Regions from separate parts of the Mus musculus genome. Here region 2 is linked to region 1. Evidence: chromatin contacts called from ENCODE Hi-C or POLR2A ChIA-PET data. All regions are on one chromosome and are shown on one strand. The core of a region is the stretch at or near the end of the contact, and the rest is flanking DNA. Distances in the headings are between cores, read along the strand shown. Region 1 holds the start of Gab1 (growth factor receptor bound protein 2-associated protein 1). Region 2 holds the start of Usp38 (ubiquitin specific peptidase 38).

Region 1 (3,729 bases), core at 580-3,079:
CCCTAGATTCCCGATGAGGATATAGTTCCACTCAAGTATTATAGGCTCCTTCAAGATACAGTTTTCCTAACCGTGAACACAGTCATCTCACAATCAGCATCTTGAATCAATTACGCAAATACCAGTTAAGCCGTTCTGGTGCCCGGGAAAAGAAACGCCAGCATCAAGAAATCCCTGTTGGCTTCAGCTGTCCCCTCCTGCGGGGCTTGACAGCGCTTCTAAGGCGCCCAAACACCAGCCACCAGGCTCCCCCCAGCGCCCTCCTGCCGAATCAAACCGCCAGGGTTCTCAGGCCAAAATCCAGTGTCCTCAAAGCAAAACCATGAAAATGCTAAGCAGACGGCAGGGTTCATAAGAACTTTTTTCCCCTTTCCCTTGAGCGAATATTTTGAGAAGTTTGCCTATATTATCCACTTCTTGCGTCCACAGTTCACTTCCCTCCACCTCCTGGAGGCGCAAAGGAGAGCGGGCGCGGACCCAATCGAGAACCCATGAGTACTTACTACCTCCGCGGTTTCTCGGGGAGGGGAGATTTAACAGCTCCATGAGAATCTGATACAGATAATAAAAGAAGGCTCTTTCTCCCTGTTTCACTCCACCCTTGCTAAATGGAAATAACAACAACCAAAGTATGCAGCCAGTTTTGAGCTGGAAAACTGGGCTTCTCTAACAGGCAACGAGGCCTACAAGGGAGGCAGTCTGCAATATGGAGGGAGAAAGTTTGGCCGCCGAGTGGACGTCAGGGTGGGAGTGGACCGCACCCGGTCCGGAGCCCGCCGGCCGAGAGACGGATCGAGGAAAAGGAGGGCGGGATTCGTGGAAGAGCCAACCGGGCGCGCAGGCTGCTGCAGCGGGGCAGACGGTGACCTGACCTGTACTTACATAACGCTTCAACTTCTTCTCCGGGGGCGACTTGCGGAGCCATCCCGAGCAAACCACTTCGCCGCCGCTCATGGTGCACGCCGTGAGGACTCGAGGACCAGACACCAAAGGGGTCGGTGGACACAGTGGACGCGCTCCGTGCACGGCGGGCACGGCAGTCAAACGCAGCCCAGAGGACGTCTCAGATTCCCCCGACGGGGCGGCCCGGCTCCCCGCGCCCTGTGTCGGCGATCGAACCTCTCCCGCAGATTCGCGGACTGAAGAGGAACTCGATCGGGAACCGCGGGGACCAGGGCTCGCCGACCTTCTTTCAGTGCGCCCTCCTGGCCGCCAGGCGCGCCGTCCCGCCGCCTAGGCAGCGGTCGGGCTCCGCTGGGACTCTGTCCGGACAGGGAGCCCAGAACTGGAAGCCCTGCGCTCCGCCCCTTGGAAACGGGACCTCCCGCGGGTGCTCCCCGCTGCGGACCCCACGCTGCACGCGCACACACAATGCCCGCGCGCGGTGTCCGCTCCGCTCCGCTCCGCCCGTTGGCGCATTCACACTGAGAGGGGCTCGATCTTCTCTTTCCCTCTGCTCGGAAAAGGGCGCCTGGGAAGGCGTGCGGCGTCCGGGTGGCAGCCGGCACAGGGGCAGGTCCTGATCAGCCTAGGGAGTTCGCGGACCAGCAGCGAGGGTCAGGGCGTCGCCGGGCGTCGGGGAGGTCGCGGGTCCGCGGTGGGAGGGTGGGTCTGCGCTCCAGCCTCGGATGAGGGCGGGGATCAGCACAGGGACGAGGCGCAGGGCGGCTCTGCTTCGGGGAGGGACCCCTCTGTCCTGTCCCCTGCGCTCCTCCCCCACCCCGGGGGCGCGCGGCGGGTTCGGGGAGGCGCGGCCTGGGCCCCGGCCCTCCTCCTCCTAGCCTTTCTGCCTCCCCTTCCCACGATCGGTCGCCTCTAGCTTCAGCCCAGACTTTCTCTGAAACTCCTCCGGAGCGCTTCCAGCCAAAACAACAAGGGCTGGGGAGGCGGGGCCGGCGCTGGGAGGGAGCGAGATGGCAGAGGCACCCTGGGATCTGTAGTCAGCAGGCGCGCTGGGGTCCTCGCCGCCCCGCCGCCCCGGGCCCGCGCGCTATGGAAGGCGGCGGTCTCCGGGAACGCAGCGCCACCCCAGTGTGAGAGCGGGAGTGCCGGGCACTCTCGCCAGCTCCGACTGAGTTTGCCATCTTGACAACCCCCAGGGTCAGGAGTTTGTACTCGGCTGTGCCTTCGCGATCCAGAGTTTTCGGAAGGATTTCCCTACTTGACAGTCTGAAAAAATAACCCAGCCAGGAGGAGAACTCACTCAAGCGGGTCCTGGCTGCTCGAGAGACTGAAGGACTGCGTCTCCCGGACCAGGAGCGCGCTAGGACCCTCACTGTGCACCCAGAGACCAAGGGGGTGGGGGACCTCCTGGGTGCCTAGGGCCTGACCCAGGAGCTGTTCTACCGAGTGATGCTACCGCTTAGCCTCCACAAAGCGTTCAGCTGCGTGTATCTCTAAGACAGGATAAAGTCTCACACTGCTTCCACTCATGGGCTGTTTCTTCCAGTTGGCGTTGTGTTTGTTTAAAACCTGCGCTAGGATGTTGGACAGGAAAAGAAATCATTCTGGGTACCCTAATTCTATTTGCCTTTTTGTGTGTTTTACAGTTATTATATCTGGGCTGAGTTTGACACAGTCTTGTAACAGACTCTTCTTTACGGGTGTGTTTGAAACAAAGCCTTGGAACAAATTTTAGAAGGCAATATAATCAGACAAAAATTTTAAAGAGTTGGGCATGGTGATGCATGTCTTTAATTCCAGCGCTTGGGAGGCCGAGGCAGGCAGATTTCTGTGAGTTTAAGGCCAGTTTTGTCCACAAAGTGAGTTCTAAGGCGACCAGGACTACATAAAGAGGCCCTGTCTCAAAAAGGGAGTTTGTGTGAAAATACAAATAGATAAACAAGCATTTCTGAGAAGCATGAGTTTGGGGCTCTCCTAATAAATGTGTGTTCTGAGTCTGAAACCTTGGGGGTCGTAAAGAGGAAAAGGTGCTGGGAGCCCTGCCTGGCAGAACCCCTGTAATCCCAGGCCTGCCAAGGTAGGTAGGGGAGGGGGAGGGAAAGAAAGACTAGAGAGAGACATGGAGGCAGGAGTGAAGAAATTAAAGAAAGAAAAGAAAAGTAGATGCTAAGTTAATAATAAGACAAAAGCCCTTGCATATAAGAAGAGACAGTGCCCTTTGTTTTTGCCATAAAGTGCTTTTGAAATGGAAAAGTGTAATCTATCTTGTATTATTTAACTTTTGGAATTTCAAATAGAGCTTTTTTCCCAAATAAGTTTCACTTATTCCATTTCTATATACAAAAATCTACACCTGCAGTTAGAAACTTACACCTGCAACCCCAGCACTTGGGAAACTGAGGCAGGAGGATTATTGTGAGTTCTAGGTCAGCCTAAGCTTGATAGAGTATAAGAACCAATCTCCAAAAAAGAAGATGAATTTAAAGTGTTGCATTAAGACCTGGCAAATGGCTCTGGGTGAAGAACACTGGCTGCTCTTGCAGAGAATCTGGATTTTACTCTTAAACCTCTATGGTCCCAGAAGGTCAGCTATCCTTTTCCAGTCTCCATAGGTATCAGGCATGCACATGGATCACAGGCATACATGTAAGCAAAACACACATACACACATACACATAAAATGAATAATTTTTAAAAGTATTGCCTAAGATTTATGCTTGAGCCCATGAGATATGCCTCCACATATTGCACAAGCAGCAAAAGGAGACTGAGTGACACACCAGGCATAGCTTGAACATAGGAAATTTCAAAGCCCTCCCGCTCCAA
Region 2 (3,729 bases), core at 567-3,066, 130 kb after region 1:
CAGTTCATGATAAAGACAAGACAGATTACTTACTACCTAAGCTGTCACACTTGTCTTCATGCTCCCTGGATCTCCTGTCACATACACTGTCGTGAAGTGAAATGCTGACATTTAAAAAACACTACATGGTATACCGGGACAATAATAGATTGTGCGCGACTCATGAATTAAAAAAAAATGAGACCACCAGAAAACAGGAAAAAAAAAAACCCAACAAGATACCCTTCAATAAGATGATAGGTTACACACAGTAATAATAACTCCCTGCGGCAAGCATCATATATGACCATTAGTCAGTAATGACTAGAAGCTTTTCATCCTGGCTGTCAGCCTGTAAGAATTCCAAAACTGGAGCAGAGGTGGTGTAATTAAATGACTTGTTCAGTGACAAAGGTCTTTGGACTTAGGCATCCTCAATGTTTTGGCTCCAGCGTACCATTCTGAACAAGGCAGTGAAGAGGAGTAACATTTTGCATAAGGGTATTTAGTTTTGCTCTCCATCAAGAACGTCTCTTACTGGAGGAGTTACTCTAATAAAATAGGCTACCTGGCCTCTTTCAGTACCCCCAAAGAGAATGCTTCCGGGGGGGAAAAAAGCGCACTGTGTTGATGAGACACACGTGTTGAATTTCCAAGACACACTTTTCTGAAATAATGACCCTTACCTGTGGAAGAGATGCTTGCAAAAACTTCTTGCAGAGAAGGTAGCAGCGTGGAGGGCTCAGCCTTCCAAATATTCTGTAGTAAGGTACTCACTTTCGTTACCTGGGAGACATACTCCCGTAGTTCCTTCTCCTGAGTGGACACGCACTGGAAATGACCTATCGTTCGAACCAGCTGTTGACAGAAGGTAACTGACAGTTTCCCTTTGGGGACGCACTGCACGAAATCGGTCAGGAGGTCGCTCAGCCGGGCACAGAGCACTGGCTCCGGCCTCTCGCAAACCATTCGCAGGACCTCCACCTGGAGCAGGCTGAAGAGATCCAGCACCGACGGGCAGCTCATAATCAGCTTCAGGCCGTTGTGAATGTAGTCCAGGATGGCGACGTCCTTCCTGTCCACTGAGTGGTAGCCCTGCTGAAGGAGGCCCAACACGAAAGTCTTGTTGAAGAAGGACTCGAACTCCGGCCGGTGGTACCGCGCGTAGGCCTCCAGCACCTGGTGGCCCACTTGTCGCTGGAAAGGGTCCTGGCCCTCCAGGATGAGGCGGGTCGTCAGGTCAAACATGGCCTCGCACTGCGCCTCGTCGAGCCAATGCTCCGCGAACTCCACCACCTTCCGCACAATCATCCGCTTGAGGGGCAGCGGGTGCGAGGAGCTCACCAGGCCTTCCAGAATCTTGTCCATCGTCGCCACTCTGCAAGGCCAGGCCCTGGGGATAAAGAGCTGGCAGCGGCAGCCCCGGGGGGCAGCAAAGCGCCCCGGCGGGGAGGAACTTGGAGCCAACCAGCAGCAGGACCGGCCACCGCCACCGCCGCCTCAGCAGCCACATTTATCGAGTGGGAAGGCCCATCCGAGCCGGGACGGGAGCGAGCGATTCTGGGACGCCGAAAGGCTGCGGGTCCCCGCGGTCCGCCTCAGGGGCCGGAGGTCCGCATAAGGCTGCCTCGCTGGGCCCGCGACCTCTCCCAGCCTCCGGGCGCAGGGACCCTCCAGGCTGAGCTGGAAGGTGAGGAGCGCCTTCGTGTCCCGGGTCAGTGCGGAGCCCCGGCTCCCGCGGGTGGGCAGTTAAAAGTCGCCCTGGGTTGAGTCAGGAGGCACTGTCAATGCGAGTACCTCGATCTGCCAAGGAGAGGAGCCGGAGGCGCGGAACACCCTGAACCCGGAAGCAGAAATACTGGCGAATAGGAAGTGAAGCTCCGAGGTACAGCGGATAGGTCCGCCCTCGCCCCGCCCACTTTTTTCCGGTCCTTTCCCGGCTACGTTCGACCCATTTCCTGCTGGCCCCGCCCCTCCCCCTTCTCCATGTAGCTCCTCCCCCGATAGGCCGCGCCCCCTTCCCTGGCGCGCAGGCGCAGAGGCACGGAGTGAGTCACGCGGCCACTCTCACGTCACTGGAGACTGTGTGGTACGTCACTGGCGGACTTCCGGAGGCGCTGCTCAGGGAGCCTACTCTGAGCTCTGAGGTTCTTGTCGCCGGACGTGGATTCCGTCAGTGGTGAGGGTTAGAAACTCAGAGACCACTCAGCGCGAGCGAACCGAGAGTCTATACTGAGCCGCCGGCGACTGCCGGGGGGAAACCCTTCTCTCAGAGCAGCCGGAAGAACGCACTGTGCAGGGAGCTGTAAAAGGCAGAGAACACGGAAACACTACTTCCTTGTTTGCCGTTGGCAGGGAAATAAAGTAAGCAAGCAGCTTACTAGAAGCCCAAAACGTGCAGTTGCCTGAGGCATTTCCCCGAGTTTCTAGGACAGAGTTGGGGTACAGGACTTTTCACTTTCATCAGGGAATGATGGTGTCAGTTTCCGGGTAAACCAAAGATGGCTCCACCTGAGACAAAATGGAGGAACTTTTACTATGTCATAGTCTGAGACATGTTGCTTATGAAGACAATTCGAGGAAGTGCTATTAATTGTTTAAAATCTTGTGTCTGAGAAAATTTTGGAAACGCGAGAAGAGCACTAGTTGAGGAATGGAGGAAAGTATAAGAAAACAAACAAACAAACAAACCAAGCTTTGGGGGAAATCTTTCTAAAGACCTTGTTAGGCCCAGACATACTCCAATGCCTTAAATGGCTGGGTTTTTCCTCTGAAACAATTGCTAATGTAGAGAGAGTACTGGTGGCTCATATATTTAGTGGTGATTCAAAACAAGGTTGTTGTAAGAATAGATTTTTTAGCGGGTGGTGGTGGTGCTCGCTTTTAATCCCAGCACTTGGGAGGCAGAGGCAAGTGGATTTCTGAGTTCGAGGCCAGCCTGGTCTACAGAGTGAGTTCCAGGACAGCCAGGGCTACACAGAGAAACCATGTCTGGAAAAAATAAAAAATAGTGAGCTTTTGTATTCAGTGTTCAGTGTATAAGCAAGATCCTTCTCAGCTAAATTTAGACCCAGGCATAGTGGCATACACCTTTAATCCATGGAGATAAGGCCAAGCAGATCTCTGAGTTCAAGGCCAGCCTGGGACAAGCAGGTTCTAGGTGAAGAGCTTAACTCCAGGCCTGGTGGTACATGCCTTTAGTTCCAGCATTACAAGAGACAGCCATGTAGGTCTCTGAGTTCATTTCAGGAAACCCAAACTTAGGCAGAGAGGGAGTTAGAAAACAGAAAGCTGATAATAGAACATGGTGGAGGTGGGAGGACACATTCCAGCTTCAGCAAGCAGCAGAACTTGGCAGCTTTGGCCATGTGGCTCTGGCTTTAAAGAAGGGATTACTGGGACAATTGATGCTGGTAGCTGGAGCTAAGAAATTAGTGGTGATTACGAAGAGACCAGCGTCACTGAAGTGAAATCTTCTGGGAAGTGTTTTCTGAGAGCACAAAGAAACTGTGTTCCAGAGATAGCCAAGGCTAGATCTCGAGCTGCAGCTCTACGTGGTAATGTGTAAGGGTCACCCAGGTGGTTTTGAAGGCGTGAAGTGATCAGAAAGAGCAGCTGAGGCTTAGCACTGTGCAAGGCCATGGATGGCCATTGGTGAAGGTGCCACCCCAGTTGTAGTTGATGGCCCAGAACTGAGTCATGCAAAGAAGTTGAACCATGAAGAGAACCTATGAGAGGCTATTGGTGAAG

The links. Hi-C counts contacts between places; a loop is a spot of excess contacts on that map. ChIA-PET counts read pairs that join two places held with the same protein, here RNA polymerase II (POLR2A).
Region 2: POLR2A ChIA-PET joins it to region 1 with 11 read pairs in Patski. The contact joins the promoter of Usp38 here to the promoter of Gab1 in region 1. A Hi-C loop is called at or near these places in 1 of 37 maps with a recorded cell type or tissue (mouse trophoblast stem cell). POLR2A ChIA-PET finds 5 or more read pairs at or near these places in 4 of 5 experiments (Patski and embryonic stem cell).

Annotation. Positions count from the first base shown.
Region 1 is chr8:80,878,650-80,882,378 of GRCm38, forward strand. Gab1 (growth factor receptor bound protein 2-associated protein 1) reads right to left here and starts at 1,830. Exons shown (of 10, transcript NM_021356.2): 1 at 883-1,830. The coding sequence starts at 954.
Region 2 is chr8:81,013,090-81,016,818 of GRCm38, forward strand. It overlaps Usp38 (ubiquitin specific peptidase 38), which reads right to left and starts at 1,817. Exons shown (of 10, transcript NM_027554.2): 1 at 666-1,817. The coding sequence starts at 1,347.